Linked DNA regions of Homo sapiens: regions 1 and 2 are each linked to region 3. A link is a contact called in ENCODE Hi-C or POLR2A ChIA-PET data. All regions are on one chromosome and are shown on one strand. The core of a region is the stretch at or near the end of the contact, and the rest is flanking DNA. Distances in the headings are between cores, read along the strand shown.

Region 1 (3,415 bases), core at 908-3,407, 140 kb after region 3:
CCAACCTCTGAAGAGCTCCACCCCTCCTCACAGGGCAAGCTCACTCCTCGGTTCTTCTTCCCTTCCAGGGCTTCCATTCTTATCCCGAGTTTCCAGCTTCAGCCAGGTGCCCAGGGATGCTTGCTATGGCCGGATCCAAAGGCCAAGGCAAGAGGAAACAACGCAGCTCTCTGGGGATAAGGGTGGGCGGCATCTCCCAGTCGGGTTTCCTTTTCAGCATCTGCCGGGAGGGCTGCAGGCCGGCTGGGTATTTTCATAGCTGATCTACTCAAACAAACACATCTCCTAAAGACAAATGTTGGTTATGTTCTCTGAAGACACTACAGTTTAAATCCACATTGGGGAACTCCCCCACTAGCCAGGCACCTGTTCTGCCCTTGAAGTCGGCGGGTCCCCATCCCTGGGCAGAGGAGCTTTTGGTTTCTGACGTTGTCCTCCTGAGGCTGCTGGAATCACAGAAAGACCTCATTCCCCTTTAATGTCAGCTTTCCCATCCCCTGCGTGTGGTCTCAAGACCTTGGAGCTCTTTCTTATAACAGGTGGGTGGGGGCGGGGGGCAGGGGAGGGGTGACAGTTTCTTCTGTCATATAAACATAAAAACTTCAGCAACAGTGTCTGATTGTGTCAAAGCTGAGACCCAGATATGCTGGAATGTGGAGACAGAGACAGTCCTGGTGTGCTGGTGTGGGGGAGCTTAAGGGACATCAGACCAGCTGCTGAACCACACCCTTCATTTGCCAAAAGCTCCATGGGGAGAAACGGGGATCCTGTCGAAAGCTTGCACATATTCTGACACATGCAGATATGTCTTATGGGCTTAGCAGGCCTGGACAGAGGCAGGGATTGAGCACGAGGTTGGCGAATGTCTGACTCCCCACAGGCGAAGAAGGAAGAAGGCTGAAGGAGCCACGCTCACAGCAGGACAGGAAGGCTGTGGGTGTCTGGAAAGCTGTGGGTGATGTGCCTTGATTGCCCCCGTGGTGGAGCCCAGCACTCCAGGAGGGAGAATACTTGTAAAGAATTAAATTAGAATGATTTGCCTGGGAGGTGGAGTCAGCAGCATAAGGAGACTGCTAAAAGGGCGAGAGCAGAGCGTAGTGAGAAGTTTCTATACAGGCTGGAGATCCCTGGAAGCTAGTGGTGGTGGAGTGAGAGAGGAGAGAACAGACACGTCAAAGGCCAGGGGCCGTCGCTGGTGGCTGGACTAGGTGAGCAGCTCAGTGTTAGGGGGGCAGGTGGCCTCCGTGGGAGAAGCTGAGGGCAGCAGGATGACCAGGGCCACAGGAAGCAGCTGGGTTATTTGCAGACAGCTCCCACCTGGGCTGCATCCATCACCCACGCACTATCTTATCCTCAGAGACGCAGGCCAAAAACGATGGCTTCTTTTCAGTGGCTACATTTTGAATCAGGTGATGCTTGATAAAAATGAAACATCCTGCTCTTCTTCACCCGACCTGCCTTTTCACCTACCCAAACAAACAAAAGCAAAAATAAAACAAGACAATAATAGCAATGAGGCAGAGGAAAGACCGAGTCCCATCCTACAAGAAGGGAGGCCTCCGTCTCCCCACAGCCACTCCTATCACCCCAGATCATCACTGCCTGAATGCTGCCTTTACCATCTCAGCCCAAGACACTGTGTTCTTGACATTTTAATCATTGGCATCATTATGTCATTTCTTTGGCAATCGAAAGCAATGTTCCTGCTCCTGTGTGGGTTTGAACAAACAGCCCAAGGGGAGAAATAATGAATTCTCAAAGGAAAAAAAGTCTGTTTCTCATCTCAAGCACCTGGAAGGCTAAGGCGGGAGGATTGCTTGAGGTCAGGAGTCCGAGGCTGCAGTGAGCTATGTTCACACCACTGCACTCCAGCCTGGGTGACACAGTGAGACCCTGTCTCAAAAAAAAAAATCCTGTAAGCAATGAGACACACAAGGAGTAATCAGCACACAGAGCCTTAGCACACACTCCAGCCTGCACACTCTGCAACGTTCTGCTCTTACCTCAGTGTCACAAGGTGTGGCTTGAGCAGCTCTTGCCCAGACAGATAAAAAGCAGGTGTAACATAGTGACCCCAAGGGACCCAAGGGTGCCCATGGTTTGCAAGAGAGGAAAGAACAGAGAGAGCCTGAACATTCCCAGAATTGCATTGCTCACTAGCCAAGCTGTGGCTTCCTTGACACATGTAGCTGGCATGGGCTCCGCCCACAAGCAGGCCTGGCTGAGCAGAAGGCAGCTTCCAGGAACTCCAGGGTACAGTTATTGTGTTGATCCAACAGGTGCCCAGGCCAACACCAACGTGGGGCCTGAAGCTGCCTGCCCACTCCTCTCTGGCCTCTCAACCCTGACCAACAGCCACCCTCACAGCAGCATGGGCCAAAGGGTCATGGGACAAGCCACAAATGCAGTTGACACAGCCTGGGTACATCATGCACAGCAGGGTCCACTCTGTTCCACCATCAAAGACCCCTGCCTCCTAATTGGGCTTAAGAATGGGCAGGACGCACCTGTGCTTTAGTAGTGCAGCTCCCATAATGGCTGGATTGCCACATGCTGGTATCTCAGTACAGCTGCCCAGGTGTCCTAAACATGTTTTAGTCATCTTTCTAGAGAAGGTAGAGACTATGGTTATAGTAACAGGAAAAGTATGAAACAGGGGAAAGTACCAGGATGTCCCCTCATGGACTGTCACTACTGGCCGTCACTACAGAACTTTTATTCATTGTTTCATTGTTTTTAAAACGTGCGTATGTGCAAGGCCTCAGATCTTTCTGCTATGAGTCCCTCATCGTTGACTTGGGACCACAGACTTCGGCTAGAAAGCTCACTGTCATGCTGGATGAGGGCATGGCTCAGGCACCGTGGCTTATCGTTTGGGCTGAGGACAGATGTAGCTTTCACTGAACTCTCTTCCAGTGCACCAGTGCAGTTTTGGGTAGCGGGGACGTAGAAGTGTGCCCAGAAGGGCTGAAGACGTTTTGCTTTTTTTGTTTTTGTTTTTGTTTTGAGACGGATCTTGCTCTGTTGCCCAGGCTAGAGTGTAGTGGTGCAATCTCGGCTCACTACAAACTCCTCCTACTGGGGTCAAGTGATTCACCTACTTCAGCCTCCCAAAGTGCTGGAATTACAGGCATGAGCCACTGTGCCTGGCCCAAAGATGTTTTTTAAAGAGAAATAGAGGGAAGAGCAGCTGCCATAGGGAATGGAAATGTGGGAGAAGAGAGGCTATTTAAGAGGATTTTTTTATTTTTTGAGATGGGGTTTCACTCTGTCGCCCAGGCTGGAGTGCAGTGGTGCAATCTCGGCTCACTGCAACCTCTGCCTCCCAGGTTCAAGCCATTTTCCTGCCTCAGCCTCCTGAGTGGCTGGGATTACAGGCACGTGCCACCATGCCTGGCTAATTTTTGTATTTTTA
Region 2 (3,436 bases), core at 784-3,283, 230 kb after region 3:
AGGGCCGCAATCCACTGCCTGGTGTGATTCCCAGTGCTCTCCCTTCTACATGGCACTGAGGTTGGTGAAGGCCTTCAAATCAGACCAGCTCTAGTGACAGAGTCTGGGGTTTTCACTGGAGAAAATAAACTGGCATGAAATGTAACCAGCGAGATGGCTTACTAGTGATAAGAAAGTGTGCATGTGAGTGTGTGTGAGTGTGAGTGTGCGTGTGAGTGTGGATGTGTGAGTGTGCATGTGAGTGTGAGTGTGCATGTGTGTGATTGTGGATGTGAGTGTGCATGAGTGTGCATGTGAGTGTGTGAGCGTGAGTGTGCGTGTGTGATAGTGTGAGTGTGCGTGAGTGTGTGCATGTGTGGAGTGTGCACGTGTGTGAGTGTGCCCGTGAGTGTGTGCATGTGTGTGAGCGTGAGTGTGCATGTGTGATAGTGTGAGTATGCGTGTGTGCATTTGAGTGTGTGGAGTGTGCACGTGTGTGCCCGTGAGTGTGTGCATGCCTGTGTGAGTGTGCATGTGAGTGTGCGTGCGTGTGTGCATGTGTTTGTGTTTTGCAGGAGTAGCAGCAACAGCACTGAAAGACCTATTCCCACTCAAGATGGTTGTATGGTCCCTGCAAGCTCTGGTGAAGGAGGATCTCCCCCAGCCCTCCCCTGGCTTTACCTGTTTCCGGGAATGGTGGGTGATAAACTGAGCTTTCATCAATGGTGAGTGCACACCCTGGCCCAGTGTGGAAGGCTGAGTACAGCCCCTAAAGATACGCATGTCCTCATCCCCAGAACCTGTACATGTCACCTTATATGGCAAAAGAGACTTCGCAGATGTGATGAAGTTGAGGGTTTTGAGATGCAGAGATGCTCCTGATTATCCAGGTGGGCCCAGTGTCATCACAAAAGTCCTTGTGGGGAGGTGGGGGAGATCTGATCACAGAACAGGAGTAGGGACTGTGATGATGGTAGCAGAGACTGGAGGGACAGTTTGAAGGCAGAAGAAGGGGCCACAAGTGCAGGAATCAGGGTGACTGCTAGAAGCTGAAAGGGCAAAGCGATTCTGCCCTGGAGGCTTCAGAGGAGGCCAGTCCTGCCAACACTTCTACTTTAGCTCCATGAAACCGATTTTGGACTTCTGAATAAATTTGTGTCATTTGAAGCTACCAAGTTTGTGTAATTTGCTACAGAAGCAATAGAAAATGAATACATGCAGTATGATGAGAACATTCCCAGTCCACTCTGAGAAGGTTGTGCCGCCCAGATGAGTGCTGGTGACAGGGAGCCCGGGGTGGTGTGACAGGCTCATGTATGCAGCTGGGTCACCCCACATTCTGGGAACCACCCAGAGGTTTGCTCCGAGCATTGTCCTCGGTCACAGCTTCCTATGGAGAGAGTGGGGCCACATCAGTCTCCCACTCAGAGGTAAAGACATCTGTGTCTCCTGCAACGTCATCAGTTTGTCCCTGTGGCAAGCAGCAGGGAGTGACTGATTTGTGACACCACGCCTTACCTGTGTGACTTTCAATGATTGTTTTCCTAGGCAGCATTGCAGCTGAGCCGTCGGGCAAATGAGAGCCAAGCAAGTTGGAGCTGCCCGGGAACTGGATGTGCTTGCTTAGAAAACATTTCAACATTTCCAAGGGTATAGTTTCTCCCACATACTCTGGAACGCTTGGAAACCACTTTAATTAGCATTGTTTGCCTGTCTGGCTGCCTTGGGTCTTTGGTTTGCTGAGGGCTGCTTGGAGGCTATGCCCTCCTCTCCAGCCCCTGCGTTGGGAAGTCACAGGAGACCGGAGCTGCGCACGACATCACAGCGCCGAATTCTGACCCAATCTGAATCAAATGTCACCCATACCCTGTCTTCAACCAACAAAAGAGCAACGAAGCCAGAGACATCATCTTCAGCTGCCTTGGCCTGTAAGGAATTCATTCTGACTTGAGAGGTGCTTTAACACTTTCACATGTAATTGTGTCCAGAATTGGTGGGTTCTTGGTCTCACTGACTTCAAGAATGAAGCCGCGGACCCTCGCGGTGAGTGTTACAGCTCCTAAGGTGGCGCGTCTGGAGTTTGTTCCTTCTGATGTTCAGGTATGTTTGGAGTTTCTTCCTTCTGCTGAGTTCGTGGTCTCACTCGCTCAGGAATGCAGCTGCAGACCTTCACGGTGAGTGTTACAGCTCTCAAGGCAGAGCGCCTGGAGTTGTTCGTTCCTCCCGGTGGGCTCGTGGTCTCACTGGCTTCAGGAGTGAAGCTGCAGACCTTCGCAGTGAGTGTTACAGCTCATAAAAGCAGTGTGGAGCCAAAGAGTGAGCAGTAACAAAATTTATTGCAAAGAGGGAAAGAACAAAGCTTCCACAGTGTGGAAGGGGACCCCAGCGGGTTACCAATGCTGGCTCGGGCAGCCTGCTTTTATTCTCTTATCTGGCCCCACCCACGTCCTGCTGATTGGTAAAGCCGAGTGGTCTGTTTTGTCAGGGCGCTGATTGGTGCGTTTACAATCCCTGAGCTAGACACAAAGGTTCTCCAAGTCCCCATCAGATTAGTTAGATACAGAGTGTCGATTGGTGCACTCACAAACCTTGAGCTAAACACAGGGTGCTGATTGGTGTGTTTACAAACCTTGAGCTAGATACAGAGTGCTGATTGGTGTATTTACAATCCCTGAGCTAGACATAAAGGCTCTCCAAGGCCCCACCAGACTCAGGAGCCCAGCTGGCTTCACCTAGTGGATCCTGCACCAGGGCTGCAGGTGGAGCTGCCTGCCAGTCCCGTGCTGTGCGCTCGCATTCCTCAGCCCTTGGGTGGTTGATGGGACTGGGCACCGTGGAGCAGGGGGCGGCGCTCATCAGAGAGGCTCGGGCCGCACAAGAGCCCGTGGAGGGGGTGGAAGGCTCAGGCATGGCGGGCTGCGGGTCCTGAGCCCTGCCCCCCCGGGAAGGCAGCTAAGGCCCGGCGAGAAATCAAGCGCAGCGCCGGTGGGCCGGCACTGCTGGGGGACCCAGTACACCCTCCGCAGCCCTTGGCCCGGGTGCTAAGTCCCTTATTGCCCGGGGCCAGCAGGGCCGGCCGGCTGCTCCGAGTGCGGGGCCCGCCAAGCCCACGCCCACCCGGAACTCCAGCTGGCCCGCAAGCGCCGCACGCAGCCCCGGTTCCCGCTCGCGCCTCTCCCTCCACACCTCCCTGCAAGCTGAGGGAGCGGGCTCCCGCCTTGGCCAGCCCAGAAGGGGGCTCCCACGGTGCAGTGGTGGGCTGAAGGGCTCCTCAAGTGCCACCAAAGTGGGAGCCCAGGCAGAGGAGGCGCCGAGAGCGAGCGAGGGCTGTGAGGACTGCCAGCACGCTGTCACCTCTCAAAATCACTACCTGCGCCTCAGATTTGACAGTGAAGTGTTAGGGGTTAGATTATGCAGTGTCAGGGCAGGCTATATGGAAGTGATAATGATGTCATAA
Region 3 (3,703 bases), core at 426-2,925:
TACTAAAAATATAAAAATCAGCCAGGTGTGGTGGTGGGCACCTGTAATCCTAGATACTTGGGAGGCTGAGGCAGGAGAATCACTTGAACCCGAGAGGTGGAGGTTGCAGTGAGCCGAGATCACGCCATTGCACTCCAGCCAGCCTGGGTGACAAGAACATGATTCCGTCTCAAAAAAAAAAAACCCCAAAAACACAACAAAGAAACAAAAAAGCATCAGAACAAAACATATTCGCTGAAGTGAAAGTGAAAATCCAACCAAGGATGCTAAGTGTAACCCTGTCCCCTGCAGGAAATGGAACAGTCTACATCATACCACTCACCAAGGAGGAAGGGAAAGAGAAAATTCAGGGTGCCACTGCCACATGGCAGCTGCACAGTAGATAAGACATTTTCTTCCCCACAGTGGAACTGAACTGTTTGTGACCTGAGGAGGCGGCAACTTACTGGTAACCATTTTCCAATGTCCCCTGTGTGTAACCAGCCGTCTTTGTCCAAAGCTTCTGCTGTTTTCGCTGGGTCCTTCAAGTAGCCCTGAAATACATTTGGCCCTTTCACACACACCTAAAGAAAAGAAGATCATCAGTGAACAGCATTTACTGGGGTTTTTCCAGAGAAAACTGGTGTGTGCATGTGTGTACGTGTGTGTCTGCCCCAACCTTTAGCTGGAAGCCCTAAACTCCAGGATGCAGAGGGAGTTACCAGAGCCCCACCAGGGTCTGCGAGAGATCTCCAGTGCCCCTACTTCCCTTCCTGAATTACCTCAGCTCTGGCCGATTTGTAGGGCAAATGCTTGCCCTAGGTTCTGGCTCAAAGCTGTTGGAAAGCCCCGCAGGGGATGAAATCACTTTTAAGTAATTAGGCTTCCCATCCAGCAGCCAGCAGCTCACTAATAGGTACCCAGGGCAATCAACAGGCAGGACCTTCGTCCCAGGAACTGAGGCCACCGGGCCTTTCTTTGCAGGCTCTCCAGCCCAAATCCCTATGAGGCCTGGCAGAGGAAGACAGGCATCAGTGTCCCTCCTGCCCACTCCCCGAGAGCTGAACATAAATGTACCCTCAGAAAGAAGCCTGGCAGACTCCAGGATCACCAATGAAGTCAAGTTCAATGGCTTTATTGAGCTGTTGGGAAATACCACAGCATTCGCAAAGGCCAGCGATCACAGGAAATGGCAGCGAGGGAAAATGACTGACGGTTTTCACTCACCTCGCCCTCGCCCTCGGCAGCCATGTAATTCATTTCTTCCACATCAACAAGTTTTATCAAATTGCACGGCATCGGGGCCCCAACATGGCCTGTATATTAAATAAGCAAATGGTCATTCCTAAGGGAACTACTCATAACCTCAGGTCAAATTATTTTGATAGCAAACAGGATTCCACATAAGAAAAACGGCTGGGATAAACTTCTGATTTCTGCAATTACAGCCATTCTCTTCCTAGTATAATTTAAGAGAGTCTATTCTTAGACTAGGGAAGAACATATTTAGTGTCTTCAGGACCTTTTCCAAGTGTGATGCTCTGAGTTATTTATGAGTAATTTGGCCTCTATGTGAAGGTTCCTACAAACACCTGGAAGCAGCCTCTCTCAAACCTTCACTCGGCTTCCACCCTCCGATCGCCCCCACCCATTACTTGCACTCATCTTACACAGAATTCTTAGCATCCTGTTCTCTGTAAGAAGAGAGAACATATGCAGCTTTGGCAAACCTCACGCACCACCTGGTTCTGATCAACACGGCCTTTATTTCCTTGCGTATGAAGAAGCATGTCTTACAGTTTTTACTAAGACGGGACAGTGCTTATTTCTACAGCTAACTTAACTCTCTTGCCAAAGGCTGTTAAGACTGGGCTGTCTTTTCCAAAAGCAGCAACAACAGACATTAGATATGTTAGATATCACATTAGATATCACAAATAATTCTTCCTATGTTTTAATAATTTGAGCTTCTAGAGATCAGTATTCCAAATTCTCTGTTAAGGAAACTGAGGTTAAAAATTAAACAAATACCATAAAGAAGATTCACAGACTGTCTGCGTTAATTCCAGGACAATGATGTTAGTGGACAGTGCTAGGTTCTAGAATATATGTTACTAAATGGTGCTAATACTTATAATACTCCAAATAAGCTGGGAAGTTTATTTATCACAGTGTAGAATTTACTACTCAGGTGACACAGAGGAAGCACAGAAGCTCTGCAGTCAGGCCGGGGTTGAAATCCTGGCTCCAAAGCATAATGCCGCGTAAATTCTCATACATCATTTATGTGTTACTTAAGCAACAATCTATAATTTCCTCTGAGAAGTACCAGAACTTATCTCACAGGGACACTGTTGGGGTTACACTGACATTAGGTACATCCTAAGCACCCATCACAGAGGCTTACCCATGACAGATGCTCAATTATTTTTGTTTGTCCTCCTCCTTTTTCCTTTTGAGAAATGACTTTTTGAGAAAAAGGACTTGTATTTATTCCTATTGGTAGTCCCAACACCTAGCACAGCACACAGTACAAATTCAATAACTATTTGTTGTTTAAAATGACCAGCAAATAACGAGACCCTACTCAATTACTAGGAAGCTCTGTTGGGCCAGACACTCTCAATCTGGAACACAGGGCCCCTCTCAGATGTCACTAGTAGAGTCTAGGCAAGTCTCTGCTGCCACCAGCTTTACAGTCAGATCCCCAGCGCCACCCCTCAGTTGCAGGAGGTGTTCTCCCCACAGTGCCCTGACTTACAAGAGTGTTTGCCCCCAGAGCCTAATGATCAGAAACATAGCACTTTTGTTTAAGATGGTTAATGAACCAGTCAGTGATTAACCCAATTCCAGACATACCAATAACCCAGTATGAATAACAAAATTCCAAAAAGGAGCCTCCTACAGCCATACCTGCGGTCCAGTCTCCAGGCATGGTCAGGCAGCACCCGGCAGTGCACTCTGTCTGTCCGTATCCTTCATAAAACTGGGGCACCAAGAGATGCAACATTATTAAGGAGAGCACAATCACACCTTTACTGGAAGTGCACAAGCAATGAAGTCTCACTAACTCCCAAGTCATGGCTGACTGGTGAAATCTCATTTCAAATGGTCTGTTCAGTAAGTTCATTCAATGGTCCAGTGTGCTTTACGCCAACACCAGCCGTCACCCAGGTACACCTTCTATTTAACTTCCAGTGGCCAAGCGAGGGAGAACCCCTATGTGACTGGTCACCACCCAGCAGCAGTGAACTCCCTTGGCCAATTCACAGGACATGTACCCCACACATGCCCCGTCTGCCACCAAATCCTCCTTTCTCCCTTTACTACAGGTTGTCAGCATGGTGTGCGGGTAGGCTCATCACCTGTGACCCATTCCACAGCTGCATACCTGCTTCTAAAGGTTGTCTTGCACCTGATCCTAGAGAAAATTCAACAAATGGCAGACACACACATTCCCCTGCCTAGGGTAAAAAATATACATATGGTTGCTTCTCCAAGCAACCTAATAATAACATATCTTCCAAACAAACATAACACACACACACAAAGTAGGGGGTGGGAAGGATAGGGGTGATGTTGGTGAAAGGACACAAAGTCTCCATCAGGAGGAACTGGTTCAAGAGCTCCATAGCACCACGTGGTGACTAGAGCTAACAACAATGTATCATATACTTGAAAACTGCCCAGAGGGTAGATTCCAAGTGTTCTCACCACGTGGGAA

The links. Hi-C counts contacts between places; a loop is a spot of excess contacts on that map. ChIA-PET counts read pairs that join two places held with the same protein, here RNA polymerase II (POLR2A). Pooled maps may share reads with other maps.
Region 1: a pooled map shows a loop between it and region 3 (1.8-fold over the local background). The contact joins the promoter of LINC01093 here to the enhancer-like site in region 3. A Hi-C loop is called at or near these places in 2 of 168 maps with a recorded cell type or tissue (heart left ventricle and ovary) and 6 of 50 pooled maps. POLR2A ChIA-PET finds 5 or more read pairs at or near these places in 2 of 52 experiments (B cell and OCI-LY7).
Region 2: a map of mammary epithelial cell shows a loop between it and region 3 (2.3-fold over the local background). The contact joins the promoter of LINC02437 here to the enhancer-like site in region 3. A Hi-C loop is called at or near these places in 8 of 168 maps with a recorded cell type or tissue (GM11168, GM13976, heart right ventricle and 5 more) and 6 of 50 pooled maps.

The regions. Positions count from the first base shown.
Region 1 is chr4:184,897,304-184,900,718 of GRCh38, forward strand. LINC01093 (long intergenic non-protein coding RNA 1093) reads right to left here and starts at 2,158. Exons shown (of 2, transcript NR_039977.1): 1 at 2,004-2,158. RefSeq lists an enhancer at 1-105.
Region 2 is chr4:184,987,314-184,990,749 of GRCh38, forward strand. LINC02437 (long intergenic non-protein coding RNA 2437) reads left to right here and starts at 2,034. Exons shown (of 2, transcript XR_001741949.1): 1 at 2,034-2,153.
Region 3 is chr4:184,761,961-184,765,663 of GRCh38, forward strand. ACSL1 (acyl-CoA synthetase long chain family member 1) reads right to left here. Exons shown (of 21, transcript NM_001995.5): 15 at 2,893-2,965; 16 at 1,207-1,295; 17 at 447-563. Among named protein-coding and RNA genes, the nearest start is that of CENPU, 30 kb to the left of the region's middle. Within about 2 kb of position 1,676, at least 8 of the 41 ENCODE cell types and tissues checked have a DNase peak (open chromatin) inside an H3K27ac peak, as active enhancers do; they include heart right ventricle and stomach, where a contact is called at or near this core.